2 separate regions of the Mus musculus genome follow, and region 1 is linked to region 2. A link is a loop called in an ENCODE intact Hi-C map of the cell type or tissue named here. Cell type or tissue: gastrocnemius. All regions are shown on one strand. Links, peaks and the distances in the headings refer to the core of each region. The heading gives the core; the rest is flanking DNA. Region 1 overlaps 1700025G04Rik (RIKEN cDNA 1700025G04 gene). Region 2 overlaps 1700025G04Rik (RIKEN cDNA 1700025G04 gene).

Evidence for each region. A loop is a pair of places that touch in the nucleus more often than their neighbours do. Peaks named below come from ENCODE experiments on the same cell type or tissue, not always from the same donor. Only the 100,000 strongest peaks of a DNase experiment are listed, where the experiment ranks them.
Region 1: it touches region 2 in a loop (2.4-fold over the local background); 3 of 42 quality-filtered maps call a loop at or near these places.

The regions. Positions count from the first base shown.
Region 1 is chr1:151,880,975-151,897,252 of GRCm38, forward strand. 1700025G04Rik (RIKEN cDNA 1700025G04 gene) reads right to left here. Exons shown (of 6, transcript NM_197990.3): 6 at 3,550-12,458. The coding sequence ends at 12,420. Among named protein-coding and RNA genes, the nearest start is that of Edem3, 130 kb to the left of the region's middle. In gastrocnemius, for the core only: no CTCF peak of the experiment used is centred there; DNase peaks (open chromatin) are centred at 6,386, 6,914 and 9,500; H3K4me3 peaks cover 2,593 bases; H3K27ac peaks cover 6,965 bases.
Region 2 is chr1:151,969,960-151,986,237 of GRCm38, forward strand. It overlaps 1700025G04Rik (RIKEN cDNA 1700025G04 gene), which reads right to left. Exons shown (of 6, transcript NM_197990.3): 3 at 10,467-10,561. Among named protein-coding and RNA genes, the nearest start is that of 1700025G04Rik, 110 kb to the right of the region's middle. In gastrocnemius, for the core only: no CTCF peak of the experiment used is centred there; DNase peaks (open chromatin) are centred at 8,972 and 10,737; H3K4me3 peaks cover 1,679 bases; H3K27ac peaks cover 4,998 bases.

The sequences.
Region 1 (16,278 bases), core at 2,744-10,743, 91 kb before region 2:
TGGGACAAAGCCTGTGAGAAGAGGGTGGGGACTAAAGTCAGACAAGGCCTTGTTAGTGACTTCAGTTTCATTCCTAGCAAGACAGAGCTTGGGAAAAGAATTGATTCCCTTTCATGTGTCCCCCGCTCCTCACACACTACTCAAACCGAGCCTTTAAATCTAAAACCCCATTTGTATTCCAGTCTGATCATAGGGTACTGGGATCCCTGTGGGCACCAGCCTGGGTTTGTGATGGGTAACTATCCTTTGGAGACTTTCAAACTGACATAACTTTGAGGGATCAGCCAGCATCCTCTACCTTGCCTGCATCCCCAGCTTCCAGCTGCCCCTCACGCCAGGGGAGGAAGATGAGTCTTTACAGCTGCAGGTTATTGGGGACTCTCTATGCTGTTGCATGCATGGCTCTCAGTCCTCAATCAGACAGGAAGCTGCAGAACTCAGCATCAGACTCATGGCCCAGTGCTGAGCATACCAATGGCCTGAGCTCTGCTAACAATTGGAGCAAGTGCTTGACATTCTAGCCATGAGCCTGGCTGCCCTGTTTTGGGTCATACATCAGCAGGCAATTCCCATTCTTACCAAGATGCTCTTCCTTTGCCACAGTATTAGTAACATCAGCTCCTTTCCTCAAAGGCACTGGGGGTGCCCAAGCCCTGCTTTTCTATTCAGTCAGCTGAGGAGACCTTGCAGGGAGTCTAAGTTTTCTCCCCACACTCCCCACATCAGTCCCCTGAAACCCACTGTCCTTCTTCATGGAGAGGCTTTTCCGGGAGTGGATATTTGCTTTCCGTGGTTTGCTGACAGCAGAATGTAAAGAGCTCTCTGGGTTGAGTTCTAGCCTCCCACAGTCAGGCTTGTCATAGCAGGGCTAGCTGGGTCGATGCAGGGATGGAGCTATATTGCACGAAGTCAGCTAGTCCAGTGCTGTCCTGCACGGAGGTTGCCAGGAGAGGAAGCAGGCTCTATGTCATTGAATAGTCACAAAAGCCTCTCCCTTTGCAATGGCATGAACAAAAGCATGCCTAGAAACCAGATAACCTGGAGGTCTAGCCTTATACCAAGCGCTCAGTCACGTGGGTATTGCTCCTCATCATTAGGTTAAGCTCTCTGCCTCTGTAATCAGCACTGGGTGGCCTCTCTCCAAGACCTAGTCATCTTTGCTCTGGGTAGCGTTGTTTCTCCTGGAGCACGCTTAGCAGCCTGTTACACCCTCCTCTCCCCAAGCTCCCTAAGAACGGGCCCTTCTGTTGAGCTGCTTGCTAGTGTCCAGTCCAATGGCTGAAGAGGTGCACACATGGCTCCCCTCCCATCCCTCACCTCACAGCTGTCCAGGAAGATATATGCAAATCCCGAGTACAGCTCTACCCGCCCCCCAGGGAACGTAGGATGACTTAACCTGAGGTCTGGACATTGGTATTAAGGAGAGGTCCCCAGTTAACCTAACATACAGGCATGGTGGAGACCCATCTGTTCATGGCTCTGCCAAAGTGACATCATATTTGCTTAATTAATAAATTTATTTAATGTGTTTGAGGTGACAGATTCTCATCCCCTACCTACTTGTAGCACTTGTCTGAACCATGAAGACCTGGGGTCACACATGTTTGGAAGGAGAGCTACTACTGGCAGGCATTTTTTCTCTGGTGTTTGGAAGCACTCAGTAACTCACTAAGTCGTTTGGAATCCGTAGACTGCCTCCATAGACTGACTGTTCTCTCTGTTTCCCAGATGCTAAACCTCAGCCTCAGTGTCTTCTCACCTGCACACTCTGGTTCTCACACTTGGGCCCATCACTCATCATTCCTAAATCTGTAGATTGGTGTTTTTGGAGGAGTTAGATGGGATGGCTAATATACATATCCATCTGTCTAACATCCATGGCTCTGCCCAACCTGTGCATGTTTTAACCCCCCTCCCCCCACCCCCACCCCCGGCACCCCCGGTGATTCTTCTCATTAGCTTGTGGTAGGACTCATTGTAAAGTCCATTTTATCTGGCTGTGCATTGGAAAGTTCAGGGCTTGTTCTTCACTGAGGGCTTCTGCCATTATGGAAAGCAGTCATGGGCAAATATGGGGATGCTGGGTGTGAGGTTCCAGGTGGCTTTCAGCTGTGGTGGAGAGGTAGGTGGATGAGATGTTTTAGGCCCAACTGCCCACCGTCTCCCAAAGACTGGATCAATGTCTCCTCCAAGGCAAAAGTCCTGATCAGAATTTGATCTCAAACACTGCTCGATGTCCAGTTCTTTCCCCAGGTCACTTAAGTTATGGGATTTCGTGTATGTGTGTGTGTGTGTTTGTGTGTCTGTCATCTATATTGAGAAACTAGAGGGAAAAGTTATAAACATGATGAGAGATTTGGAAAGCTACCTGACCTGAGTGCTGTCTGCTTCGCAGTGTGTGTGTGTGTGTGTGTGTGTGAGTGTGTGTGTGTGTGTGTGTGTCTATGACTGGAAACTGTTCATCCTGTACACATAACTCTTAGGGAAATCAGGCAGAACCAGAATTACACTGACTTCTGCTTGGGGGGGGGGGGGAAGAATCAGCCTTTGTGATTCTAAGTGGGTCTGTGCTGGAAGAATGGAAGAAACAGGTTTGTTTCTGTAAGATCCAGCTGGGACTCAGGACCATGCTAGGCTCAAGCCTTGGTCCTGTTCAACAACTCATAAAACTCAGCAGAATTTGAACTTCCAACTTGATGTTTGGAGGAAAATGCTGACGGCGGGGGAGGGTAGCAGTGATTACAGGCTCTTTTCCCCACTATAGCTCTTACCACCATACCGTCAGGAAAGCGGGAAGATACAATTTCTATGAGCAAAGGCTGCTGGGCCACCAGATCAGAACACGTGCCATGGAGACTTCAGTGCCAGCCAGGCAGTTGCAGGGATGAGCTGGGCATGTGACGCACAGGCTCACCCACCATTCATGCTGCCCCTTTGGCAAGCTTGACTTTAGAGTGGCAAAGTCTGAAAGTCCTCAAGCCCCAGACTCTTTACTTGGGTGAGTCCAGAACTTAGCATGCAGTGAACATATAACGTATATCAGGTTGGTGGAATGACTAGAACAAATAAATAAGTCTGGGAAACAGATGGCTTTTTGTTAGGCTGTTTCTAAGGACTGCCTTCAGGCAAACTTACAAGGAGACTATTGCTTTTTATTAAGTGCAAAAAAAAAGGTTAAGTAATTTTCCCAAGGTCTCACGGGTAGTGTGTGCTCGAAAGTGTGTACTCTTGGGGGAGTACCCAAGAGATAAAGCTCAAGGCATTATTTTGTATATTCCCAGGTGTGCATTTTTACTAGATCTCTGGATTTGTGAATGTTCTGAAGTAGATGGGCAAGTCGAGAGATGGCAAGAAGGTTGGGGGCTCCCAACTGCGTATCTGATTGAGTATGTGTCCTGTGGAAACAGAAAGGGAAGAAGACAACCTCACGAAAGTGGAGTTAATAATAGAGAAAAGGAAGGCAAGGAATATCAACAAAGTCTCACACAGACATCTCTCTACCCACTTCAACCCAGACCCAAGTAGTAAAAGAAAGAACAGAGCCAGGACAACTGTTAAAAATTATTTAATAGAAAGTCCAATGTCAAAATGTAACAATAAACAAAAATACACATGTATAAATATGTATATATAATTAGACTCGTATACTTTCTCAGACCCTTTTCAAAATGGAACAGAATCATCAGAACATTTTGATAGTCAAATCAAAAATAATATTCAAGCCACAGTCCACTGGTGCCATGGGATTGGTATGGCCTAATCACTTTGAGGGTTCAAAGAATTCCATTCAGGAGAGCGTTGGGATAATGACAACGTCCTTTTCGGGAGACCCAGGGAGGGAAGACGGACAATGGCTGGCTTTGTACGGTGTGCTTGTTCTTAGCACCGGTAGCCACTACTGTCTAGGGGCGCCTCCCCTGCCAGGGCTCTCGGTTACTTAAATTTAGGCTGTGTGAGTTTGTCTCAGACTTCTCAGACTCAAAGCTCTCGGGGGATTGCTCTGTGACTTTTTCCTTCTGCAGGCGGAGGGCCAAACAGTGGTTTGGGATGCCATTGCGGTACTCTGATTTGCGCAAGAGTAGTGGCTGTTCAAGTGGGTATCCAACACACCAAGAGTTACCCATGGCCACACTTAGTGCAGAGAGGAAATTACCTTTGTACTGATTTACGTATCGCTGTTTTAAAATTGTGCCCTTTTCTTCTATGTCTATTACTATAGAAGTGAATGGATGTATGCTATAACGGATTATTGTACAGGAGGCTGCGCCTCACAAAGGTTTTGGGGTAGTAGTCACGTGGGATGGAAACAGGTCCATGTGCAGGCAGCATACCTCTCTCCATGTTCCCAGGTCCACCCGAGCTGATTTTTTAGGTGCTCAGAAAGGCAAAACTAGGTTGAGGTTGATTGTTTCCCTAGTAGCTTTCCCTTGAACCAAGGCAATCTTCCTAAATAACCGCCAATACCTGTGGGAGGAGCCTTTGACACCTGGCGTGGAGGCAGCTTGACTGTGTCTTGCCAGCGAGATAGAGATGAGTGAGAACTGAGCCAGGCTGGGGGAGGGGCAGGAGATGATGAGGGGGCACCCTAATTTTCAAGTGGGCTAGGGAGGGGCCACATGTTCCACTGGCTTACAGCATCAGCATCCATACAGACCAGAGTTAGGCGGTGGGCTACGACAGAGGGAACCACAAGACACAGAACAAGAAATCCTTCGGTGAGGAGCAAGAGGTCTAGCTGGGAAATGGATGTTAGGTGTGTCTGGCTGTACCCAGGAAGGGGGTGGGGGGCAAGCAGCTTGAAGCTGCAAGCATCAGGTGCAACAAGGAAGGGCTGCCTGGAATTCTCAAGCAGAGAGGCGCAGCCCTGTGGCTGGAAAAGCCGCCCTCAGCCTCCAGCCTCTCTGGGGACCTCACCCCATGTGAATCTCTGCCTAGCTTTCTGGTCAAGCTGGCTTATTACTTATTGCTAGTATTCTAATGGATCGAATTCTGCTTCTTCTACCTAGAACTTTTCTTCTTCTTTTTTATAGGAGAGAGAGAGAGAGAGAGAGAGAGAGAGAGAGAGAGAGAGAGAGAGAGAGAGAGAGAGAGACCCACTGCTGTGAACTGAATAGGTTCTTTGGAAACCCTAAAAGGCACTGTGACTTGGTTTCACAGCCCGATTCTGCTGCCCCCCCCCCCCCATCTTGCCCCACAAGGTCCTCAGCCACTGTGCACAGTCTGCATTTGCACACAACTTATTTGTACTTTATGATAAAAAACAAAACAAAACAAAGCCCCCACCCCCAAGCTCCCCAGCTCCTCTTTCCTGGGCGAGACTCAGGTATGCACTTGTGCCCTAGCAGAGGCCTGGCTGCCTCCCTGGTCAGTGCTAGTGACCTAACCCAGGGGAAGGCTATGCAAAGGTTACGAACTTGGCTAGAACCACATGCTAAACAGGGAAGCCTTCACCACTCCCTGAATATTTATTTTAGGGTACACTCTCATCTCCAGGTCTAGGCCAACCTAAGTCCCAAGAGGTATTTTTAGCCATCATTTCTCTAAAGACAGGTCAGGATGACCCAGCCCTCTCTCCCACAAATCTCCAAAGGAGATTGAGCCCAGGTAAAGCCCTTGAACTCCAATAGCTTTTAGAGGCAGGAAGAGAAGTTGGGAAGGGGAGAGAGGATGGTGGGCATGAATCTTTTCAGCCAGCTGCTGTGTATTTCCAGAGGAAGGCAATCCCCATCCTGAGAACGATCACATCTTGCTCTCAGGGACAACGCGGAGTGGAGTGTGCAGAGGCATATCAGCAACTCCATCACAGTCTACGAATCCACAGCGAAGCCGCAGAGCCTGGTTTGCTACCCTGTTCTCATCCTTTGCGCTTCTCTCTGCTACTCTAAGCTCCACCCCTATTCCCATGAAGGTCCAATGGCATGAAGGTCCCATGGCCCACCTATGCAAGACATGTCCTCTCAGCATGGACGACTCCTTGGATAGCTTTCTCTCTGTGCCCAGACAAGGATGAATTTTGTTCTCATTGTTTTCTGGAAGCTTCTATGCCTGGAGCTGGCTGGCTACCACTGCGATGTGATCCCATAGGGTCCTGCGATGTCTCTAAGGTGGCCCTTCTGGATTGTTTCCCCCTCGTGATAGGCCTCTGGAGGGGAGAAACTGGTTCACCTTCATATTGCTTGCTCATCGGCTCAGGGCCGGGAGCCTACCAGGAGTAACTACACCTGAGACAACCCGAGGAAAAATACTTTTAACTCTCCAGGTTGGTAACATCACGTCCCAGTGGAGCAGCTGCAATGTCACAGTCAAGGCCACACTGATGAGTGGGAATGATGAGCAATGCTGGGGCTGGCCCTGGCACGTGTCGTCGATCCCAGTGACCTGGGAAAGAGCATGAGCCAAAACGTGGATCTAGAGGCCCAGAGAAACCAGACATGCAGACACAGGCACAGAAGGGCACAAGGTGAGAGCCCACTCACAGACCTCGGTGCTCCCATTGGCTGTAAAAGCAGCCACGGGGTTTTGCTGTATATACTTCCTTGTAGTTATGTGGATATTTCCCTCAGACATTATTGTAGTGATTACAAAATGGTAAGCGCCAGCTTCCCCCTACCCTCAGCCTGTCTATGATTAAGTATTTATGTTTTGTTTATCCATCTATCGTTGTGTATGTATTAAAAGAATAGATCCAAATTTAAAGTCCTAATAAGGCAACTGTCTGGGTCTGATCCAAGAAAACAGTAATTTTATGAATTTACATCTTTCTTTGGATGGCAAAAAAAAATCTGGCTTGGCATCTCCTGCAAAACTGCTCAGTTGTCTGTCAAAGGAGAAGAGACCCTGAAGGTCTGGACTGAAACGCTAAGCTTTTATTTTATTTTTGACTCCTGGGGCTGAGCCAAGTCGCCCCCTGAGGTCTAATTTTCAACCCTGTAGAACTGAAGGCAGTTCTGGCTAAGTTTAGGCTGCTCTTTTTACTTTAAATCGTATTCAGTCAAACTCAAAGACCTGGTCTAAAAATAGTCCCCGGGAAGGGGAGAAGAATGTACCAAGGCAAAGAGACAGTGCCATACAGGAGACTTGGGCATGGTGGGACCTTCCTGACTTTAAGGAATCCCTCTGGCTTCCAAGAGATAAGAGCCATCCCCACATCATCCCGAGGGAACGTGCAAGTTGCTAGGTTAGAAGCAATCAGCATCTCGAAGACCTAGTCACAAGGAACCTGGGCAAGGACATCCTTTTGAATGAGGGTGACTGTGGGTCCCCTCCAGGTAGCACCTTTACCAGCTGCTGGAGCGATGAGTCATCTCTTGCCCCAGGAGTCTTATGAAGCCAGGAGATGAACTCTGTGGAGTTCCTGAGCTGCTGGCCCATCCTTGGACTACAGTGACCCTCTCTAGGTTACCACATGACTTCTGAAAACGTTTAAGATCTTGAGAGTCATATCTAGGTCTGGTACTTAAAACTAGCCTGGAAAATTCAGACTCTCGATCAAAAAGAAACACTCAACTGTAGCCTACCAGAAAGGATCTCCATCCAGGTCACTGGTCCAGGCATTATCTCCTCAGCCTTTCAGATCTCTCTGCGTTTAGCCTACCGAAGAAAAGCCTCTGAAGAAACAAGCTTAGGGGACTGAGGGGAGCCGGGGGATCCACAGCACCCAAAAGGTGGAATAAGTTGCCTCTTTTCTCAAAAGCTGAAAGGATGTGACAACCCTCTCCCACAAGCCTTCTCCCTCTGAGCCCCAAAGTCTTCTGTCACCAGTGGCTTCTTCAGGTTCTTGTGCAGTTTATAGGATTAGGGAGGGCCAGCTAAGAGTCCCCATGAAGATAGTAAGCTGGTAACGGAGCCAAAGAGAGACTGTAGAAGGTGGATGCCCCTTCAAGGCTTGTTTTTTTTTTTTCACAGTGTTGCAAGGTGTGTAGTAATAATACTAATAGAAATATACTCTAATGATGTTTCCTCTTTCAACACATGTGTTTTCGTTGGACAGATGGATTCAACTGTAAGACACACTTCTTAGAACTCGGGGGTGAAGGGACTGTTTTGAGGGACACACGGAATAAGGACAGCATGTCATCGGCAACACTAGCCACAGACTGAACATAAATAACAACGATTAGAGCTGCTTTTCCTCTTCCCACTCAAGATAAACTCAGATCTCAGCTACGATGGAAACCTCAGCATCACTAACGGCCCCAGGCTTTGTCATAGGGGCAGGTATTCTCCCACAGACTTGTGAGGGTTGTTTCATCCCCCCCCCCCCCGAGATATAATAGAAAAGGTGACTGTGGACAGATATCAAGGTGCCTTCCCCATAGATATTAGAATCATCCACTTATCTGCAAAAAGGAGATCCACGGACCTCATTCAAGGCATTCCACCAGTTTATCCCAGAGCATCTGTAGAGGGCTCACATAGCTTTGCAGGGGCACCTTGGGGTCTGCCAATCCACCCATGATGTCTTGAAGGCCCTGCTTCCAGCTACTATTTCATTATGCCTTTTAAATACATCATCCCTACCCACCGACCATGCCTTATTTTTCTATTGGAGTTATAAACAACTTAACAAAAGGACTGATTTCTAAAAAGGTAGAAAGAAATATAGCCCAGAGATAGCTTTCTGGTGGAAAGAGCCAGAAAGGCAGTGTTCATGTAAAATTAGAGTACAACATGATGCTGCCCCATCCCTTGTTTTTGAGAGAAGCTTAAGGGAGCGAATTCTGATACCAATCACTTTGTCTTTCAAATGTCTTTTGTCTTTTCCTCCATTAAGAAGGTGATCTTTTCTCTTACTATAAAACAAACATATTTAATGAAGTTTCTTTTCTCAGGACTAGTAGAGATGGGGCAACTTTTAAATTCTCACCCAGCATCTAAACAGGACTTCTCACTATGCCAAACTGCACTGTAGGTGACTGAGGGACAGCTCAGGGGAGGTGTAATCTGTTTCAGCAGGGTTATAGGACTTCTGCTGGAAGAGGAGGAAACATGGATGTGAGGTTGGGTGGAGGACGAAGTTATAACTTAAGGTCGGAGGCCATCAACTGGGTCAAGTGTGAAGCTTACCACACCCGGCTGGGCAGTTGTCTCTCTGGTACACCCAGGACACAGAGCGGCTCTATAGTGGAGGAACAGGCAGGCGCCTGGGAGCTGAGAACCAAGGCTATTCCTGGGCCATGTATTTCTTACTTGAGTCATCAAAGGCCAGCTTCAGATGCTAGGCACAGCAGACAGGGAGAGACCAGCCACTGTGTGGCTGTTTCTGGGGGCTGACCTAGTTTTCTCATCACTGGACTTTGAAACTTCTTTGTTCCTAAATAGACCATAATGTCACTCTATGCTTCTGCTTAAGCCTGGGGCTAGGAGGCCTGGTCGAGGTAAAAGCCTCTTTTGAGCTTGTCTGCCAGTAAGAAACACGTACTCAATTATGAGAGCAGCACTCTGTGGTCCTGAATCGCTGCCAAGCAAAAGAAAGCCGCGCACATACTGCTGAACCTTTACAACTCTACAACGTGGGGAAGGCGAGCCGTGCGTAACCCAGCTACACATCTCTCCAGCAGGCCCACTCCGCCCACTGGCCGCTAGACCAACTGCCATAGCACACAGCCACACTAAAAGCTCTCCAAATAACCTCTGTCCATTCTTCAACATTTGTTTCCTGGTTTTACCAGGCCATTTCCCTGCCTTCCTCCCTCCTCCCAACTCTCGAGTCCTACAGACAGGACAACTAGCAAGATGTTCCACTATCTCTACTGGACGATTCTTTTCATTATACCTGAGACAGTCTGCTTAATGTTCTGACATGGGGGAGGGGCATATATTTTTAATTTAGATCCTTCCAGAAGGTATAGAAAAATAAAGTACAAACACAAATCACTTGACAATTTTATGATTCAAACCAACAAATGGAAAACAGACAGTTTTGAGTGTTGCTAACACAGTCAGGCATTTCATGCCAACCCAGTCATCCATCCCATTTCTTGGACCTATTTCTAGAGGCGACCAAACGTGCGTCTGAAGATAGAATCACTTCGTTTTACAGCAAAGTATCCGAGAGGAACATGGGCGAGAGAATGGTGGAAAACCGCTGTTTCCTAAACAGCACTTAGGGGCTCATTAACACTCAAAAGTGAGGTTCCCGAGAGACATGAGTGACATCCAAGGTGCTACCTGTGACCGAGGGAAAGGACATGGGTGTCTCATCTTCGGGTACAGGGAGCTGGTCTTCTGGAAAGACACTGTCTTAGACACCAAGTAGAGGAGTCAAACGGAAGACGTTAACATTCACTTCATTCTTGCTTGATAAGAACATGAGATTCCGGAATAGGCCATCCAGAGAACAGTGAACAAAGTCTCCAGTGAACAGGGCTGAGGTGGGGTTTAGCAGTTCATTTACAGTTGAGGAAAACTATTTTTGTCCTTTGGCCGAAAAAACACACGAAGGGAGGGAACTTAAAACCCCAGACTGCTCGACTCTCCCCGTATTTTCTGCTTGAAGCTGGATAAAAAGCCTAAGCTTTGGGCTGAAACTCTGTTTATATAACGACCACAGCTGCTCCCCAAAATAGCTGCTGCTGGATGCAAGAATTATGGCATTTTGTTGCTAAACACCCGAGTCCATTTTCTATAGAACTCCACTGCATTTTCCCCCTCGCTTTTGCTGCCTTGGGTCTGACAGGAGATGAAGAATCTGCGGACAGCTTTGAAAGCCAAGGCTCATTTCGGCAAGAACGAATTTAGCTTCCTGTTTTAGTCTGTGTGGCAGACAATTTCCAGACAATTGGGAGCATCTTAACTGTCTCTCTTGTAACTATTCCATCTTCCAAGGTGGCAGGCAGTGTGGCTGATCGTGAGACCCTTGAAATTCACAACCCTCTGAGAAAAACACAGCATTCGTGTGTGTGTGTGTGTGTGTGTGTGTGTGTGTGTGTGTGTGTGTGTAGGACAAGCTCAATCCAGGACTGCTGGCGTGGCATTTAATAGGGTGCCCTCCCCTGAAAGTAACAAAGAGAACCCTCATCAAAGCTATCAAACACGATTAAAAAAATACAAAAGTTATTTTTTCTCCTTTTGATTGCTATTTACTTGTGACAATATTTGTTAAAAATATTACTTCTGTCTTTGAGAAGAGATCATTCTCTTCATATAGTATGGAAAAATAAACTCTACTGAACACACAGTCAACACTCCCCACCACCAGGGGCTTTTGGCTTTCACTTCTCCAAGTAACATCACCAGCGTGGATGTCCTATGTTTTCTAGTAGGCAGACATTTTTTTTTTTTTTTTTAACCCACACTACCAGAGCTGGAAACAGAAACGAATGAAGGGGCAAGGCTCACATAACACATCGAAGGGGGAACTCAGAAAACAGCGTGTTCTGATAAGTTAACAGAGTGAAAGGTTGACAGTGGTTTCCAGCCCTCCTAAGAAGTCACGGGGTTGTCGCCTCATCTCCTCTGACCACTCACAGCCCTTCCAAACCATGTTCGATGTCTCCAGAAGGGTGGGGAGCCATTTAGGCCAATCATCAGTGTCCCTGTGAAGGAGGACTTAGCTTCCACACCTAGGGTCATCTTTAACTGAACTGGATGAATGGGAGAAGACAAGGATACAGAAAAACAGCAAAATGTTTATTTTCTTAGAAAAAAAAGTGAGGAGGGAGGGGTTGAAAATGATTGTGGTCACGTGGTCACACTTCCATTTGCATCTGAGCAAAAGCCAATGCTACAAGCTTAATCCTGCACTAAGAGTCCTAGTAAGCGGAACAACCTACTGCTCACTTGTTCCTTTGTCACTTCCGGGAGTCAGGTTAGGTTACAACAGGCTTTCAATCAATTGTGGCTCTTTCAAGCAGAGAAACTAGGCTCACCGTGGCCACCATCCCATGTCCAAAGCCCCACGTTACCAGTGAGAAGCAAGGCTCAGGCCATCTCTGGACCACTCGAAAGAGATGGATAAGGAGAATAGAAGGGAGGGGATGCTTGACATCAAAGCAGAACCAGGCTAGAACTGACATCTGTATCAGAGTTCACCTCTACCCAATCGCCGAGGATACAGGCTAGAGAGCATCCTGAAACCAATAACATCTTTAAAGTGAACTGCAGAATTTTGCTGCATACTTGGACACGAGAGAAGTGAAAAGTTGCAACAAGTTTTAACTAGCAGCAACAAAGAAAGTTCCAGAACAGTTTTTTTTTTTGTTGTTGTTGTTTTTGTTCTTGTGTGTGTGTGTTTGTGTTTAGCAATATTCCTCTGCAGGTTCATTAAGAAACACTGTAATTTAATGGGGCATAGGACATGGAACAGTCTTCGTTCGCTATAGTGCTGTTCAGTGAAGAGAACCGACCTTTGCAAAGGTTTCAACTGGGGTGCAACCTATTTACACAGTAGTAGCTCCTGGTCCGACTGAGAACCGATGCTATGTGATATCCTCTTCTTCAGAACAGTAATCCCGACCCTGGGAAGAAACAAAAGCAAAGGTCACATGGGTAAACAACGTAAACCAGGGTCAAGAATAGCCGAGGCTGGTCCATTTGCTTCCAACTTACGTCTGCTCTGTAATAGACTCGAGTTTTCATCAGTGACCACTGGGTTTAGACTGATGCTGCACACGCAGGAACACACGCATGCATGCACGCACGGTACATGCGCACATGCAGGCTGATTTTCAAGCTCTATTTATTCAAGGCGTGATAGACCAATCCTATAATAAGCTTTTTAAAAACACCGGGCAGAATTTATCTCAACTTATATTACAGGCATATAGGAGATACAGCTTACACCAAGAAAGTCAAAGTGTTTCTCTCTCTCAGCAGGAAGACACAAGGGTCACTTTCAGCGGCTCACATTCTACAGCTTCCCCCACCCCCACAATTGGATTTTAAAATGTCACAGGAGAAAGGTGTGTAAAATCCAGGGGTGCCTGAGTTTTTAATTCACTCTAAAATGGTTTAGATGAACCGCAAATAAGGGTTTTATGAACACACGTGACAGATCTGGGGCTGTGGAATGTCTTAACAGATGACTCCAACCACAGGACCTTTGATGAGCCGGCCAGCGAGTAGGTTCCTGGCAAGTTTGAGGACAGTAGGAAATGGCTGCTTTTGAGGCTCTTCCGTTCCCTCGCCACTGTGAAGACACAGCTGGGACCGGGATTGAGGTTCTGTATCTGACCTGGCTGGGCTGTCCTGATCAAAAGTATGTAACTTCCTCAGACAGTACAAGACAAAACCACATTTCTGTGTCACCACAATGTCACAGAAGGGCTGCTGTGAAAGGTCAAGTTGGATTATTTGGTTTGCACCAATCACTTCACTGGTTTCTCTCTTCATGTGCAAGCTAGATGCTCTAAACCTGGGCACAAATGCTCCTTTAAAAACAGATCTTTTGGCTCAATAACATATAAAAATAAGAACCTCAAGTAATATAACTGAAAATAGTGCATGGCACTAAGTACTTTGGTAGTTTATCTTACTTAGATAAGCAAGCATCATCCCAAGCTATCTTCTTGTTAACTATTTTATAATACACCTATATCAGGCAACCTCCAGACATCCTTTGTTCTTTTATTTTGGTTCTATTTCATTTCTATAGTTGATGTGCATGAAGTATCGGTAGCAAACAACTCTTTGTTTACCATGTATCTACTCCTTTGATTTCAGGCTGAATTTATAAAATTATAAATCATATTTTATTACAGTAAAAAAACCTACGATTTTTTGGTTACTAGATGTACTTTTCTAACCCCCCAGCCTATGGTTCTTTCCAGCATATTCAGTAAAAAAAATATTTTTCAAACAAACCCAGAATTTTCTAAATAACTGGAATCCATTCTTAAAAATACCAATACTTAAAAATTTTAAAATGTAACTATTCATCTAACATGTAACATGTTTAAATGCTTGTTATACATCTGCATATATTGGGAATATGTCACAATTCCCTAATGCTAAGTGCCACTATAACGAATTTTTAGTCCCATGTCTGGCTGCTAATCCTGGCTGTGTTTCTTGCTGATTTTGGTACCTTGTTCAAGTTACCTCTTTTAGTCTCAGTTTTTCTCACTGATCAAATAAAAATGAGGACAGCTATTTAACATGGCTGTTGAAAGTATTAATAGAGTCTAAATTGTGACTATCATTTGCTCATAGTGTGTGGGCACATGTATACAAGTATATTTCATATGCATGAAGAAAACACAACAAACAGACACACGCTGCCATACAACGAAGCCCTGGGACCCACAGAAGCAGGGCTGATAACCCACTTCTTGACTTTCTGAGTGCCTTGCAGAGTGTCTAAGTCCAGTGCCAACTTGAGGTTTCATTCATTTGCGGCATAAAATCTCTAGTGGATGGAGAAAATGGACAACCAGTGCTCCCAGGAAGAGGATGTAGGTAGCAGTCACCCCATGACAGCCTACCCAGTGACATGGCTCAGGCTGACACTGTCCCTCACTTTGGCCCAGACCAGGCAGGAACTATTCTCTCAATCACCGTTGCAGAGATATACAGGAGACCTTCAAGGTTCCTGATCACTGGGAGTTTATTTTCCATCGTGTGATACAGGATACATACAAATCTATCTAGGCTTGACCTGAGGAGGCTCAGACTGGATTCACTGATGGATGCTGGGCAAAATAATAGGCTTTGGTTTCTTGGGCACAGCCATGATCTCTATCCAATAGGGCTGTGATCAGGGTTCTGTGTGGGGAATACATCATTCTGTCAGGTAATCAATACAGTTGGCTCTTGCCACTTCTGTTCTCACCGTTAGGATAAACATTGGGTTTGTTCAGGCTCCCAGCAAGGGCGAAAGAACCCTTGTGACTGAGGCTGTGGTTGTAAGGTGTGATCTGACAGGGGCCAGAGAACTCTGTTCCCTCCTCAGCAGTGTGTCCCAGGCAGATCCGAACCCCAATTCTTATACATGAATACAAGTTCTATGGTAGAAACAAAAGTTCCTCTCCACCTTATGTCAAAATAAAGCCTCAAATCTAGGCAAAGGTGTAGGTAGCTCACGTGAGGGTGAGAGGGCCCCTCCTCCATCATGAGGAAGAGCTTGGCAGTGAGATCACTCAAGCACACACACATACCTGCACATAATGCACACACACACACACACACACACACACACACACACACACACTCACACTCAAACACCACACACACACGTATATGAAACCTTTGTACTTATTAATAACACAGTGTTTTTAACAATACAAAAGAGCTACAAGATTAAAAAACTACTAAAGGACTCAAGGCTAGAGAAATGGGTCAGTGGTTAAGAGCACTGGCTGCTCTTGCAGAGGACCTGGGTTCAATTCCCAATGTCTACATGACAGCTCACAAATGTCTGTAACTTCAGATCTAGGAGATCTGACATCCTTCTGTCCTCCTAGAACACATGCACGCACACACACACACACACACACACACACACACACACACACACACACACACACAAATGAACACACATTAAAAAGCAAAACAACCAAATAACCCAAAGGACCATTTCAGATCCTCCAAGCTGACTGCTAACACACGAAGACCCTCTACGATACCCTTTGAGGGACAAAGCTGAATCAACCCTCTGTAAAAAAGAAAGATCCTGAAACCTTCATTTCCTGAGAATTTGTTCCCCTGAATTTTTGTAATTGCTACAGGAAGGAGGAAAACAAACCACAGTGAGTTTCTCTGCAGACATCGCTTCATTTATTATTCATATCAGCCCTGCAGGGTAGGAATGGAGCCTTGTGGCTTGTGAGTAAATCTCAGAGAAGCCCAAGATTCCTGCACGAATCTTTGCCTTTTCTGTGAGACTGTCATGACTTAAGAAAATTCAAATTCCAGTCAGTTTCATTTTTCTTAGTACCTGGCCACAGCTCAGAGGATCAAATATTTTGGTAGCAAAGACTTCTGAAATCAGAACAAATTGCAGCTAGGAGGTATCATACGGCATACAGTTGTAAGTATGTACAGACCCAGAGAATTGCTGAGGGAATCCAGTCCCCACACCCCGCGGGAACCCCCATTTGTATATAGTCCTCCTGGGCAGGCCAGAGAACTTTCTTCTGCTAATAGGACTTCATGTCTCATTTAAATAGTTAAAGAATTGCTAAAAACTAGAATCAACAAACGTTCATCAGTCAGGAGTTAGGAAGCAGGATTGAGCAGGCTGAGTGATGCACAGTAGGTCTCTTTGCTGAAGTATGTCTCTCCAACCTCCATAAAGGGACCCAAAACAAAAACCTCTGTAAAGACCCTGAGACTGGAGCT
Region 2 (16,278 bases), core at 5,028-13,027:
ACATGCCAAACGTTTAGCTAATTAGCAGGCTCTTGAGACAAGACCACTGCCTAAAGATAGACACAGCTTTTCCTCATTAGTGTGTGATGAGAAACTCTATTAAAATAAGCAATATCATTTACAATAAACTCTGAATTTGTTCTTTCTCAAATTTCATATGCAATATGGGCTAATCTAAACTTGACGACTGGGAGTTAAGATGCAGAATCCTCCACGTTAAACACAATGACTCAACATTGGCCACCATATTAGGACTCTTAGAAGAGTAAACAGTTAATAAATTATAATACTATATTTATGTTCAAAGACTAAAATTGTAATTTGAAAGATTCCATGGGCCATGAATGGTTCACAAAACAATGAACCTGTGATTCCCAAGCACTGAAGTGCCTGAAATCCTCTAGAAAGTTCTGAAGGCACAGGCTACAAATCAGCAGTTCTCAACCTGTGGGTCGCAACCCCTCCAAGGGTTGAACAACCCCCTCATAGGAGTTGCCTGAGACCAGTGACAAACAGAGATAATTGCATTACAATCCATAACAGTAGCAAAATTACAGTTATGAAGTAACAATGTAATAATTTTATGGTTGAGGGTTGCCACAGCATGAGGAACTGTATTAAAGGGCCGTAGCACTAGGAAGGTTGAGAACCACTGCTCTAGATGGAAATCAGGAAACAGAGATGAGAGGAACAGCAGCAACCTTTTATTAAGAACCTACTATGTGCTGTTTTCTACTAGGTTTTACAAAGAACATGTAACTTATGCCTCACACTGTGAGGCAGACCTGTGACCATCATTCCTGTTGGGAGAGGAAGAAGGGCAAGGTTTGTGGAATTTGCTATTGTGTTGCTGGGTTAGGAGCAAGGCTGGTGCTTTTCTCAGATTCATTCTGTATGAGACCTGATGGACAACAGGTCTCTCTGTTCCCTGTGGTAGAGAGTGTGCCTGTGGGTACCAAGTGCTTATAAGGGTGTTTCCTTCAGGAGAGAGGCATGAGGTTCTTTTTTCCTTGATCAACTTTTCTTTTTGAATAAGAATTAGATGGAAGGGCTCGATCCAGATTTCTGAAGTTTGTGGATTTTCCCACAGTGCTTTTCCCATGGGGCCCTCCTTACCTCCCCAGAAATTTGAGCAAGTTGGTGATTATAGCAGACTATAGCTCCCGAAGGTGGCTGGGGCATTCTCTCCCATTCCCTCTGTCCCTCTGCCATGCCTGTCACTCTGTCATTAACATGTGGGATCTATTTTCCTTTTCTTTACACCTGGTAGGCTCTGTGACAATTATAGGAAGTGCCCCTACCTGTACAAAGCCAATTACCTGATAAAATCTATGACTGGCATCAGTGTAACCAACTACAAGAACCCACACCATGTAGAAAAGTCCCATGTAGTCACTTGTCCTCCTGGTGAGGTCACAGCCTCTGTGAACTGCAGTCCTGTGTGCAAACCACCTTGATCGTCTAGCCTAGCACAGCCCATGCCCTAAGCAGATACCCTTGAGATCTCAGCAGGATCTGGGGTCAAGCAATCTGCAGAAGCTTCAGCCAAGAAGGAAGGCACCACACAGTGTAGAGGCCTGTCATTGGACATAATCACAGCTCATCAGACCAACACTGATGGCAAAGCCTAGAAGAATCAACTGTACCTCTCTGAAGCAACTAGAATTTTATCTTGGGAATAGGCTGTGCACATAAAATACCATATGTACTTTAAGTAGTGGCTAGGCTGTAGCCATCAAACATGCTTACTGAAAGTTAACTTTGGACAGCTTGGAAGGACTCCAAAAATGTACATTTTACTTACTGTTTTTTGGGTACTTATCAATAGGTGGGGGGAGGGGCAGGAGAGTCTTGCAAAATGTTTGTCTTTATTTTTAGCCCAGAAACAAGGGTAGGGCTTACAACATGATTGAATACACTGGGAGTGACTTTACCACTGAACGCCAAATAATTTTTATTTTCTAAAGCAACAGCCGAAATATAAGCTTGCCTATGATAAGATTTAGAATATTATTAGCTGGATTTATTTTTATATTCCATGTCAAGTTCTATCCAAGATAGCAAGAGGGAATTCAGCACTAATGATTCCAAGTAAAAGCCCATCATCTTCTAGTTAGCAATATGCACTGAAGAGTCATTAAAATTTCCCACTGCTTGGTAGCTTACTCCTTCTCATCACTGAGTAATATTCCATTGTACGGATGTGCCATCCTTTGTCCCCTCATCCACCAAAGACATCTTGGTTTCTTCTAGCTTCAGGTGATTATGAGTAGAACTCTGACCAGGTATCACGTGGCTTCTGTATGGGTTTCAATCGACTCGGGAAAGGGCCTAAAAGCATCATTGCTAAACATACGGCGAGACTATATTTAGCCTTGTATGTTCTATTTTTTGCTTGGGAATGTTACATTTCTATGCATATGAGGTATAAAAACACAATGGGTCTCACGGGACTTGTAAGTGATTTTTCTTATTTTTATTCACTTCTATCTTTTGCCAAGTGTGTTTTAAAGTAACTCAAGCAAGTAGTATATTTATGAACAAGGAGAAGTTAATTTTGGAGGCACAGTTAAACAACATGAACACGTGGCACTGTCTACATCTTGGCTCACCCTCTCCCTGGCCAACAGGGATTGTTGTGGGGGTTAAGAAACCTCTGTGGAATACTAGCAAGAGCACACTTTCCCCTTCCTAACTACAGCTGCTGTCTCCTGTTGTCCCTTGTATGTTTTGCATGCCAAAGACTTCAGAGTATGGAGACCCAGAGTCATGGCAGTCTTGAGTGTCTCTGTTCTAACAGTGGGCTTTCTGCTTTGTTTCTGGACCAATCCCCTCTTCACATACTCGTTCTTTCTCCAGAGTCCAATCTCACTTCTGATCCGAGTTCCCTTAAACATAAAAATCCATCAAGGAAGTGTTTATCTGGGCTTAACCAAACCCCTAAATCGCCAGGCTATGGGAAGTGTGTAAGGAACCACCCATTCAGGCGCAAACCAGAAGACCAAGATGGCTCACTGAGTTCGGGAAGAGATGGTTGTCACTCTCAATTGTTGTATTTTTACAAAGAAGGAAGAAATCTGGCATCAACTATCATACAGAACACTGAGTAAATAAATTCAATTAGCCCCAGCACACATGGGAAGCAGGCAGTTGGAGCAGCATTTTCATATGTCTATTATGATACTGACAGGCTAAGCAATACGCCCTCCCGCTTCTGAGGGAGAAGGATGAATATTTTATGCCTTGTTCATTTACTCTTCCCAACCCCTCCCTCCATCCCCGCCTCTCTCTCTCTGTTCTCTTCACAGTTTCAGAATTACCAAGAACCCTTTGAAGATAAGAGCCGTGAGGCTGGTGAGTCCTTCATCTCCACAAAGTCTAGATATTATCTTCTCACAGTGAAGGAGAGATGCTGACTAGAGCCCAGCTTGTGGAAACATGAGGCTTCTTTGGATACTCACTTCCATGACATAAATTATTAAACTGGGGTGAAGCCACCTCATGAGTTTGTCAACAGAGGAGTGAAATTTATACACTCTGGTTTTATTTTTAGCTTGACATGGGTTATAAAAGAGAAATCTGAACAGCCTGTGGAAACAGCACACCACTAAACTATGGCTCTAAGCACTCTGATGACATTGGTCATCTCAGCTGTCACTCATTTCCCTGACTCCACTGTTGTAACGGAACCACTTGCAAACAAAATGTCCATGTGTGAGTGAGATCAAACAATATCCTAAATGACCTAAACAGAATTTCTCCTTCAAGATGGCTTCTGCCTAGTTTTACTTAAACATCGGGGTCACAGTTGGAAAAAGAGAGAAGAAATCAAAACCAGGCATTGCTGTGTCTATTCTATCATGTCGGGGGCTATTCCAGAGGCTGTCCATGCTGGGCAGATGGAGACCAAGAGCAGACTCGTCTAAGACCATTCAAGGAAAGCATCTTCAAAAGCCACAAGGCTGGGAACAGAAGCCATCCCCACCCTCCATCTTTAACTTAGACCAGTAGGGTCTGCCCTATTCAGTCTATAGATGCAAATGCTGTATTAAAGCACATAAAGTTACTACAGGACACCAGGAACTAATGTGCCACCCAAGGAAAAAAGATAAAAGCTAAAATGTCAAACCAGATGATACGTCAACTGGTCACAGAGACTTCCCAATGTGTCACTGATGATCCCTGTCCCCTTCTCCAAGACTGGCTCAACATTTCCTTCTGCTCAAAATCTTTCCAGTCACCAGCTGATGACAAGCTGGCCTTGTGAAAGGCCCTGCTACAACACTGGCCCACAATGACTCTCCTAGGATCCCAAGTGAAGGCCCACCATTCTATGCTAGGACCCCACCCCCACCCCATCTTCCTGAGGCCTTACTAAGAGACTCCCCTTACTTCTACTTGCACTGTGCACGTCGGTGTCCCCTTGGGTTTCCAGAGAGTCACCACTTGTCCTTGTTGTTCCTGCCGTTCCTTCAGTGTGCCTAATGTGCCCAACTGACCATCAGAACTGAGTTCGCTGAGAGAAGGATCTATTCAAGAGACAGAAGACAGTTCTGGGAGTAAACACTTGGCTCACCCTCGCCTTGTTAGTGCTATGCATTCAGTATGGGAAAGAGAAAGTGGAACCTGAAATACAACTTCAGTCATTTTCTTCTGTGCTTTCCTGTCACGATGGCCTTGCAGTTGTTTCAGAAACCATTTTTGAGGAGTCCGGGGTGTGGCACCTGCCTTGCACTCGTGGGGCTCTGGACCCAATGCCTAGCAACCATATTCCCAGCCATGTTTGAATGGTTGGTTTCTGTGTAGAGTCTGTGTAACGATGTGCATAGCTAACCCTTTGCTTCCTACATGTTCACCAAGGTAACAGGGTTTTCTTCCAGGGTCGTGGACAAAGTGATTAATTAGCACCTACTTTTTCCTCTGCCACGAAATAACAGTAACAGCAACAGATCCAGGTGACTGTTTAATTTAATTAGGCGTGGCAGGGATGGCTGGAACTCTGTGCTGGACTGTACGGTACAGAACACCTGTGAGTCCTGTTTTCATCCCATAACATGCTGTTCCCAAATCGGGAGCCAGGCTTCTGCTAATCACAGGGACACTCAGAAGGCTGAGTCAACAGCTCCCTCCCCCTCAGAGATTAAGCTACTTTTGTTCTACTTGAAAACAAATTAGCACAGTGCCAGAATAGTCTGTGGGACCTTGAATGTGCCCCGCTCAAGTGACACAAAAGTGCCGGCATCTGGGGAAAGGAAGACGTCCAAGATTGATAAAGAGGCACAGCACCTTTCCCGCTATCCCTCTTATGCACAGCCAACGGGGGTGGGGGGAGAAGGAAGCCACCAAAGCCCTCCCCTCACCTACTCTGCCCTTCTCTAGCTGATGATCATCCAGAAGATCTTCAGGCTGATGTCAAACTACATTATGCGGGTTATCTCCCCTCTGTAGAACTTAAGCGCCGTATGTATTTGGGCCAAGTCTAACGCTGAAGCGATAACCACATGCTAGGGAAGTATTTAGTCTGCTGTTGGTTTATATGTGGCATCTCCTCCATGGGTTCCTGTGTTTGGTCACTTGATTGTTCTGGAAGGCTGTGGAACACTCAGATGGAGTAGTATTGAAAGAGGTAGGTTGCTGGAGGGCAGGCCCTAAGGCTTGACAGCCTGCTCCACTTCCTGTCTGATCTCTGCTTCCTGCTGCATCAATTATCAGGGATACACGTGTCATCCCGGGACTGCCCAGGGCCTTCCTCTTCAGAATGGGCATTATCCCCAGGAATGGTGACCAAAATGACCCCTCTCTCCCTCAAGCTGCTTCTTCTTGTGTATGTGGTCACATCAAGACAGGTCACTAATTGTCCTTGTGTAAATAAAGGACCAAGCGTGTCCTCTTTTGCTTTGTTGTGGGAACTTTTCAGTGTCTAAAGGTCCCTAAGCCAGGAAGTGAGTCCCTCCAAGTTCAGACACTCCCATTCCCAATGACTCGCCCAAGTCAAAGGCATCCTTCAACTCTAAGGACAAGACAGAAATCAAAAGTTAGTGCTGTGCATCATTTGAGAGAAAAGAAAATCTCCTCATTTATACAAAGGCATCTTGAAAGGGTGAATCAAGATCAGTGCAACACTTGTCAATCTTGGGAGCTCATGCTCCAACCGAGCACAAGAAGCAGACCGGAGTGGCGCGACTGAACAGCTCTCGCGGGAGGACGGCCTCTACATGGTGAGTGTTAATTAAGGAAAACAAGACAGTGTTTTATTAAACAGTGAGGAGGACTCCCGACACTAGCAGAGGCAAAAGGTTGCATTCTGCCAAGTCTAAAGTAATATATGCTTAAATTATTTGCAATGAGAACTGTGAACTCCCATGGAATGAAACTGAACAGTTCTCAAGGTCCGTCTGGCTGATTTATATACCCCCCCGCCCCCGGCCCCTGGAATCTATCTACCAAAGACAAGAAGAAAACGCCACCATCTTGCTTATGACTGTGAAGTAGTCAAAACCAGAAAACTGCTATAACATTTCCTTTGAATACATGAATTTTCAACCAAAGTTCTAAATGCTAAAAATAATAATAAAAATCTCCCTTGAACATATTATCAGTTCTTTCTCATATGTTCCTAAGTAATGAAATTGGATTCACAAAATTAAAATAATAATGGCCAATAATGGCATAGTCTTCCCCAGAACTGTGCTACTATCTTACGTAATTTGTACAAATTCTCCCTAAAGTGAGTTCCAGGATCATGTCCATTTTGCAAATCAGTTAGCTGAACTTGGTGTGCCACTAGTTTGGAGCACATCTGTATCTATGAATCTTCCCCCATGCACAGATATTTATGGGAAAACACAGAGCACTGCTGTTTCAGGTTCATTTTAAAGAATCCTACACAGCATCACAATACATCACAATGCATATATCACAATACATATATCAACACGGAGATTGGCATGGTTTTCTCCAAAACAGTTCCAATTCCTTTTTTAATTGCTACCTAGCATGATGTAACTACTGTTCTCCTGCTGACAGGAAGAAAGGTCTGCCTTCAACTTTCTATAAACAGCACTATTAATGAATGTCTCACGCAAGCTTCCTCCTTCATGCAGGCAGCTGCCCATTGTACACAGATGTAGAAGTGCTGGGTCATAGCCATGCATGTTTAAATTGCCAGAGATATTAACCACTACACTGCCCTCTGAGAGAGGTGTTTACCGCTGGTACATCAACATATATTTTCCTACCATCAGGTCAAAGTCTGATATTATCAAATTTTAAGTTTTTGCCAATCCAAATGGATGAAACATGGGATCACATTTTAATTTGCATGTCCCTAATTTCAATAAGTAGTATTAGATGACACCACCTAAACTGGCAATTAAGGTCATTGAGTGATTGTAGGGACATATAAAATGTATATGTACACTAAACATATTATTTTACTTTAAGATACCAAGATGTATATTTCTTTTCTCATCTATTATCACAAGGAAATGGCTTTTCCTTTTCATGAGGGATACCGACCATGTCCTCAATGCACAGCTGAGATTCCTGTTTGATTTCTTAAGGGAAGTTAGAAAGTAATGGCCTCGTAAAAGAATCTGAATGTAGAATTCAATTAAACAGCAAGCTTTTAATAACCCGCCTTCATCAAGACTTTTCAAAGCATTCCATTTAAATTTCACTGTAACAGCTCTCTCCATGCTGGTGTTTCACTGGCTTGCATATTATTTAACTAAATTACATAATTACAATGACATTCAACCAGCACAAACCGGTTTGAGAACCAGCACACCTCTGGCTCTGGGAAACGGGAAAAATCAGATGAACAAAAGCTCAAGTGTGTTTAGGGGGCAGCCCACCAGAGCCCCAGTGAAGCATGCCTTGCGGGGCAGTGTCCTTCAGGCACACAAAGAAAATGCATCTCTAAGTATGCACAGTCTAGAGCATGGGGAACAGCCTTTTGTATGCCTGTGAGGGTCTGTGCTCTACTGTGAACCACTGGGTCTATTCGTTTCTTTTTTTAAAGAGATCACCCTTTCCTTGTATATTTAGAGGTACTCTTTATGTATCTCAGATATGAGTCCTTTCACTGTGTTCTGATCACAAGTGTTTTCTCCAAAGCTCCTAACCACCTCCATCTTGCGGCTATTCAGTTTTTCAAAAAGAATTTGACTCTGATATCTGAAAAGAAAGCTCTCCCTTTACAGTTCTTGTTAATCTAAGTCGCCATGAAGAAAGTCTCCCTTTGCCAAGACCTGACATAGCTTTCCCTATATTTTCTTCTAATTCTCTAATTCTGAACTCCAGAAGCTTAAGGCCCAACTTTTAAAGCTAGAAAAGGAGAATCTGGAATCCAGGTTGCCACTTGTGTCTGAATAGCTTTTTGATGGTTAAAAAAGAAAAGCAAATCAATCTACTACTTCACCTTGCTTAAGGAGGTAAGAGTAAGAACCAACGTAGAATATGCAGATGTAAAGCAATGACAGAAATCAGGATAAATGTCTGCTGTGGATTCTTCTGTGATGGCCACAGACGAATCATCAGCCATGGAAACTGACGGAAAGGCTTAAGTGACGGGAGATCACAAGCTTTATGGAGTGACTGCTGGGCAGAGTGTCCTGCGAGACTGGACACTGACCAACACACACACCATACTAACAGATCACCGAGAATCACTTCGAACTTTGGAAAGCATCCTGCTCATTCCAGAATCAAAGACATCTAACTCCTGTTCCCACGAGAATGCTTGTGCACTGGAAAACCGCCATTGGCAGCACAAATCCCAATCATTTGGCCAAATGTAGGCGCGGGGTTGCCGTACGTGTCACACGAATCAGCCAGAATGACCCGAAGCCTCTCTCTTCAAGTGTGTTTGGCTTGCACAGGATACTAGTGTTAACTCTGAGCATAGAGCGAACAGGAATGCGTTTGCAAGGATGCGAAGGGGGGTGGGGTGGGGCAGATTGTGCTGGTCTCAGCAGGATGAGCAGCGAGGACAACCTCAGTCTCCAGCTTCCTCAGGTTTCCAAGGGACAAGCACGTGGAGCAGAGGTACAAAAGCGGGGAGCCAAGGCCAGGCTGTCCCAGGCCAGCTTCCAGCATCAGTGCCGAGATCTAGTCATTGAACCCACACTGCATCGAGCAAGGAAAACTCTGCTCTCTAGTATCGAGTATTTCACCTACCCAGATCTTTGCTTTGCCTGTTGATGATAAACACAGCAACTACAAACCTTCATGTGAGAAGCCTGGAAAAACTAACTTTTACTTTTTGGTCATCGTCCTTTTCCCATGCATTTAAGAACTGCTGTTAGAAATTTAAATGCCATTTATGAAGTATGTCATTATCTAGACTCTTCTCAATACCCTTGTCCCCCAGTCTGTGTCCTGGGGATGGAGCCTGTGGACCTGTCTGTCCCAGGCAACTCCCCCCCCCTCCCCACCCAATGCTGAGAAGTCCTTTATTTTCAATACTTAAAATATAAAATATTCCCTTGCTGACATTTTACTATTTAGGGCCGTTGGTCACATGTTTAGAAGAGAAGGAAGGAAGCAAAACTGATCGCCTCTAACATCCACTAGAATCCTGATGGAAAATGGCAGGCATGAGGAGGGGCTAATACTGTGTCGACCCCTGTGCTACAGTAGAGGTCATTAAGGAATGAAACATGTATTAGAAAAAATGTCAGTGGAGCAAAAATACTTATTGATACACAGAATCCTAAAAAAAAAAATCCTAAAAAGTACATGCACTCAATCACATAAGTAAATAATCTAAACATAAGATATATGCAAAATATGAACAAAACCCATCATGCACCAGGGCAACCGAATAAATATACACTCTTAATTATTTTAACCTCTGAGAAATCAATTAATATAACTGCCTAGATATTTGATTGAGGCGGGCTGCTGGGAAGAATGTGCACAGTGAATGATGCCAGAGCAAGGAGCTCCCCAGCCTCCATCATCGCACTTAGCGCATGAACTCAAATGTGTGGTACCTTCGACACCATGAACGTGAAGAATGGGCTCTTTGGATGCGGACCTATTCTAGAATTCTGTGGTTTTCCTTTGAAAGGCAACTTCCTCATTACAGGTTTCAAATAAAGAAACTCTACTATTCATCCTGATGTGGATCTGTGTTAGGAGGCGAGGGGTTAGGTCTACCTCCAGCCCATCTCAATCCGACATCAGGGGTTTCAACTTCACGTCTAGAAACATTAACAATTTTGCTGTTTTCCCTGGAGCGTTTCTTATCAGGATTGAAAGGGGACCTATTCTGAGACAAACAGGATACAGGGTAACGGTGCAGCTTCCAGGCAAGCTAAGAATAGCTACAGCGTTTTCAAGAAATCTTGAGCCAGGGTGTGAGCCTCAAATCAATGTGTGATGAAGGCTTTCTTTTTCTTTTTCTTTTTTTTAACAATAGCCACCGCAAGTCACTGTTAAAGGAGAACTTCAGCTCTTACCAGGTTTTCTTGGTTTCTGGCTGCTATTTTCTGCTCCTCTTCTGCCCCATTTTTCATGTATTTGACCTCTTCCACGGGTTTGATCCTATACTCATCTGAATGACAAACAAAAAGAAGGAATTTTTACTCCAGTGACAGAGAAGTGTCAGCAAAGCACAAGCCCTACATTAGACTCTTTCCCATGCAGCTTTTACACGTGGCTTATCTGGAACAGTCTGGAAGAAGCCAGCATGGACAGCTTGGGTCCCTGGCAGTAGGTGCTCTGCCTTGCCTGTTGGAGGGCTGGCTGAGTAGTCCAACTCGGAGACACCCTGTGTGACCACTGACGTTATACACGCAGCAGACACTGAAGATGCAGGCGCTTCCATGCATCTGAAAGTCACTGGAATCCGGGCATACTGGGAGACACTACACACCAGCCTAAGAGGATGAGAACATCTTCCTTTATCCCTAGGAAACTACATGTGCAGAGTGCCTGCAGCAGCATACTTCAGCTGGACGGTCACACATTCATTTTTCCCCGTTTTGAAAAGTATAGAACTGTTTATGACTATAGAGTTGTACCAACAAATAAGACCAATTGGAAATGGAACTTTTTCATTTCAGGGCTCTTTTCATTAAACCTGCACATCTATACTTTTGTGTCTATAAAGTTACAAGCACAGAGCTAAACTATCAATTAGTTCTAAGCAGGTTTGGAAAGGTCCCATGGTGGATAGTTCAGAGGGATGTAGAGGGAACCTAGACTTGAGAAGAGAACACAAATCTCAGTCAGACCCTTCATGGGACAAAAGTCAGGAAAGCTGGCAGCCAAAGAAAGTCCTTCTCTAGGACAGAGCTTTGGCGATGACAAGGATGACATTTTCACCAGGTTCCTGTCAACAGGAAACGACTTGGGTACATCGAGTTTAAAAACAAGTGTGATTTTTGACTCATCTTTGGTCCAACTTGCAGGGGGAGAAACATCACAGAAATTATGGACTTAGAAAACTTCATCAGCAAATTGCCTCGAAAATGGTATGGAAGCACTTCGAAGAAAGACAGCTGCTCATCACTAAGTTTGATTTTATGCTAAGAAGCTGTAACATATTTTCTTAAGGCCTATGAGTACAGTGAGTATATTCCTTAAAAATGTCCCATACTAATATTCATAATTTGCAGTTTTCCAATGTAGTTGTAGTTTCTCCACCCTACTTCTATTATTAATTATTATTATCATTAGTATTATTTTACTTATTCACGTTATATCCTGCTCACTGTATCCCTCCTGGCCACCCCCTCCCACAATCCTTCTCCTCATACCTCCCTCTTCTTCTCCTCTGAGTGGGTGGGGACTCCCTGAGTATTCCCCCACTCTGACACTTCAAGTCTCTCTGAGGCTAGGAGCATCCTCTCCCAATGAGGCCAGACAAGGCAGCCTAGCTAGAAGAACATATCCCATGGACAGGCAACAGCTTTTGGGACAACCGCCATTCCAGTTGTTCAAGACCCACATGAAGGCCAAGCTGCACATCTGCTACATATGTGTGGGAAGGCCTAGGTCTAGCCTCTGCTTACTCTTTGGTTGGTGGCTCAGTCTCTGAGAGCCCCAAGGGCCCAGGTTAGTTGACTCTCTTAGTCATCCTTCCACCCTTCCTCTTAACGCAGTATTTCTGAAATCTAGCTATAGTTACATCCCCTTTTGCTTGTCAAATGTTTCTCTTGGCCTCATGAAGCTAAGGAGATTTGCATGTAGGTGTAGAAAAGACCCAATGTTCGTGACCAAGCCATTTGCATTGTTTTTTTTTCCACTTGGTAAATCAAGGTAGATATTGAATCTATTAACTTTTTCTTTATTTCTATTGTATGTTTGTGCATGAGTGTGGTATGTACATGTGTTCTGGATTCATGTGGTAGCCAGAGGTCAATGTCTGGGGTCTTCCTGCATCACTTTTTAAAACAGGGTCTCTTGCAGAAACTGGACTTTATGATTCAGTTAACCTGCCTGACTGGCAAGTCCCAGGGATAACCCCATCTCTGACTCGCCAGTAGTGGGATTTCAGGGGTGCACCCTTTCACCCAGCTTTTTACATCGGTGCTGGGGATTTGAACTCAGGTCCTCATGTCTGAGCCACAAGCAGTTTACCAACTGAGCCATCTCCCGTGACCCATTTCAACTTGCTTCTAAAGAAATCTGAGAAACTTGTATACAATTACAGTAATGAGCCCTTCAGGAATCCTAAGTCTAAAATGATCAAGTTCAGAGATAGATTTGAATTGACAAATACAAAGTAAAAGTATTTCACAGCCTGTTATGATGGCTCATGTGTTTTATCCCAACATGGAAGACTGAGGTGGGGAGATCTTGATGCTGAGGCCAGCTTATGCTACATGGTGAGTTTGAAGTCAGTTTGGGCTACCCAGCAAATGCTATCTCAAAATTAAGAACAAACAAGAGAATCTCATCCTCTGATTTGCTATTCAGATGAAAAAAGGAAGTTAGTAATACCAACACGTTTAATTAAGGATTGTTTACTCATGAATTGCAAAACACTGCTAATTAAAAAAGAACAGACATAATTATGTTCCCAGTATAATCATGCAGAGATCAAAATAAAGGTAAAAACATAAAAATTAAAAAAAAAAAAAGGCATCGCAACTTTGGTTTGAGGCACTAACGGTTATAAGTCACAGCACAATGACATAATTGCTAGGGTTTAATTGAACGAATGCATGCTTAGTTGAGCCTTCAATTATTAGATATAACAGCTATCACAATCTGGTAGACCCTGTTCTCCTCAGGGCCCCAAACCTCATGCAACAGGGCAGGGAAGATCACACACCAGTAGAGAACCCAGCAGAGACTTCTGGAAGACCAGGCAGCTCTCTGCACACTACACAACACAGGTGTTCCCCAGAAGGGGTCACCCTTCTTCCCTTGCCCACGGCCCTCTTCCATCTGGCCCACCACAGCCCAGTCTGAGCAGATGCTGAGCAGCACAGGAAACATTCACTTTCTTTCCTCAACCCCTGCAGGATCACAACGGAAACGAATAGACCAGCTAGTAATATATTTCTCCAAGGAAATAGAAAAGCCCCCGGTGCCATGACTTCCACAGTAACATTACTGCAAACATGCGCTTTCTTCCTTTCTTTTCATCAACTCAGAATCCTGACCAACGTAGACAGCAGGTAGGTTTTATGGTTTCCTTTGCAGCCTGGCTGGCTGTCCAGGGCACTGTTGGGACAATACAATGCGCCTAACAACTAAGGAGAAAACAAACATCTAGGACTATAAGCTTGGCTTATTGTCACTACTTACAAAACATACTATGCAAAATCCATCCTGGGGTTACACAAGAAATCAGCAAAAAGCCACAATTAAAAAAAAATAACCCAAATACTTAATAAAATAAACTAAAATAAAGGGCCCGTCAGATTTCTGAAGGCTGGTGCCTGAAATGAAGATGTGCATCTGAAGACAGCCCTCAATGAAGATGTGACCCACAGGAAAGGCTCTCTTCTTCCGGCCTCAGGGTGAGGTGGATCCAGCATTTTGGGTTATGGTGGCAAGACACTCACTATTGAAATCTAGATTTCCTTTTGTCAAAGGCCCAGGAGAGTTCATTTTTTTACCTCACTCCCCTTTTATCAAAGCCTGCATTGTGTGGTGAGGGGGACAGCCACCACTACAAGCCAAGCCAGTGTCCTGATAGCAGCAAGGTGTGGCCCCTTGATGAGCAGAGGCCGGACTGTCTTTCCCCCTCACATCTGTTCCCTTTCTTCTTGTCAGGTGGCTTATTAAAATGCAAGGCAGGAACACAGGCCGGCTGTTCAGCCCCTGTAAACATGTTCAGGCTTCCAGTCAAAACAGATCTGTGGTGGGATTTTTAGCATCTTATTCAAGGTAACAGCATAGAGAATTAGGGATTGTTTGGTCGCAGCCATTGACGAAAAAGAGAAGAAAAAAAGGCTGTCAAAGCTGATTCAGATTTTCACTCTTGTGGAAAACAACTGTAAGAGCCCTTCTTAGCTGAAGGAGCCTTCCTGGAAAGCTTCCGAATTCCCTCCTCTTCTATCTGCAATGCTTGTGAAAATTCTGGCTTCTAATAATCCTGAAATTAGAACAGCACTTATCTCCCTCTAATTGATTAAAATCAGGGTGAGGTTTTGTTTGTTTGTTTGTTTGCTCGCTTCCTTTGTTTGGAGACATTTAATTTGTTACTGCTTGGTGTATATGGGTGTTTTGTCTGCATGCATGTCTGCATTACACTAATGCAATGAGTGACCTTTGAGGCAGAAGACAGTGTCCAATCTCCTGGGACTGGAGTTCCAGAGAGCGGTTAGCCACCATGGTGCTAGAAATGGTACTTGGATCTTCTCAAAGAGCAGTCATCACTTTGAACTGCTGAGCCATCTCTCCAGTCCCAAAGACAGGGACTACTACTATTAAGGAGCCTGTTGCAGACCCATCTGTAAACCTGGGAGACAGCAGAGAGCACCTGAAGGATAGCACTTGGTGTTATGCCTAAGCTGCAGGTTCCCAGATTACCGAGGGAGCTGGTTCCCATGGAAACATCTAAGGGTCTTTACTATAAGCTCTCAAGCAAGACCCAGAGCAGCAGGTCAGAGTGGGAGCCTCTAAGGGTGCAGGGTGCTTGCTGTGGTTACAGCAAACTTGGGGAATTTCCATACAGATCAGCCAATTAATATTTCAAAAACTCATGTCTGATGTAAACTGCAGGATCTGAACACAAGGGCAGAACCACCTGACGCACAGGATGATCAGGTTATCTGTTCTCTGCAGGATGTCTCAGGTTATCTCCATGTACCTTGATCCTGCTATTGTAGCCTGGGTGTTGCTAAGGTGGGTTGTCATAGGGTGTTTGCTCAGGTGGACTTTGTGATTTTCTTCCTTGGATTGGAGTTTAGCCCCTGGTCTCCCACAAAATAGGGTTTTGTTTTGTTTTGTTTTTCAAAAACAGAGTTGGTTCAGCTTTTCACTCAGAAGGGTCAGTCCAGAGCTGAAGAGGTGGAGCAGAACCACAAGCATGGACTGCCCTAGTTAAAGATCCCGGTCCTCAGGGGGTTCACAGCTGCCTTTAACTGTACTTCCGGTGGACCTGATGACTTTCTCTGGTTCTGTAGGCATTCACACACATCACATGGCATGCATATACACATATAAACAGAATAAAAATTTTTTAAAAATCTTTAAAAGGGGGGGAGGGGTTGATGCTCCCTTATTCCATTAATGACCATCAACCATTTGAAAGTGTAAATTTGAAAACACAAAGATATGCGCGGGAGTCAAACTACTAAACTTTCTAGCAAGAACTAAAAGTAAACAACAGTGACACACACACACTCACACAGAAATACACACATATAAATATACACAAACTCACGAGTACACACCTATACAATCTTACACACACACTCAAATACTCCCACTCACACATATACACTCAAATATACACTCAAACACAATTACACATTCTGAAAGATACACATACACCCTCACACGCACGCACACACACACACACACACACACACACACACACACTTGAATGGTTTGCACTTGAAAGCTTATGTTTTTGCAGAAAATACAGAAGAGATGGTTTTCTTTTCGGCTTCCTTCCTAAATGTCCCTTTATCTTAAAGAGAGCTGAGCCAGATCCCAAAGAGTATAGAAACTCTCATCGTGCGTCTTGGGAGGAGACAGTCTTGTGATGTTGGGGGAGAGATGAGGCATTTCCTCCTATCCCGGGAAGAAGGCTAGAGCTGAGCCAATAGTATTAGCAGGCAAAAGGAGGTCTGATGCTAAACCTTC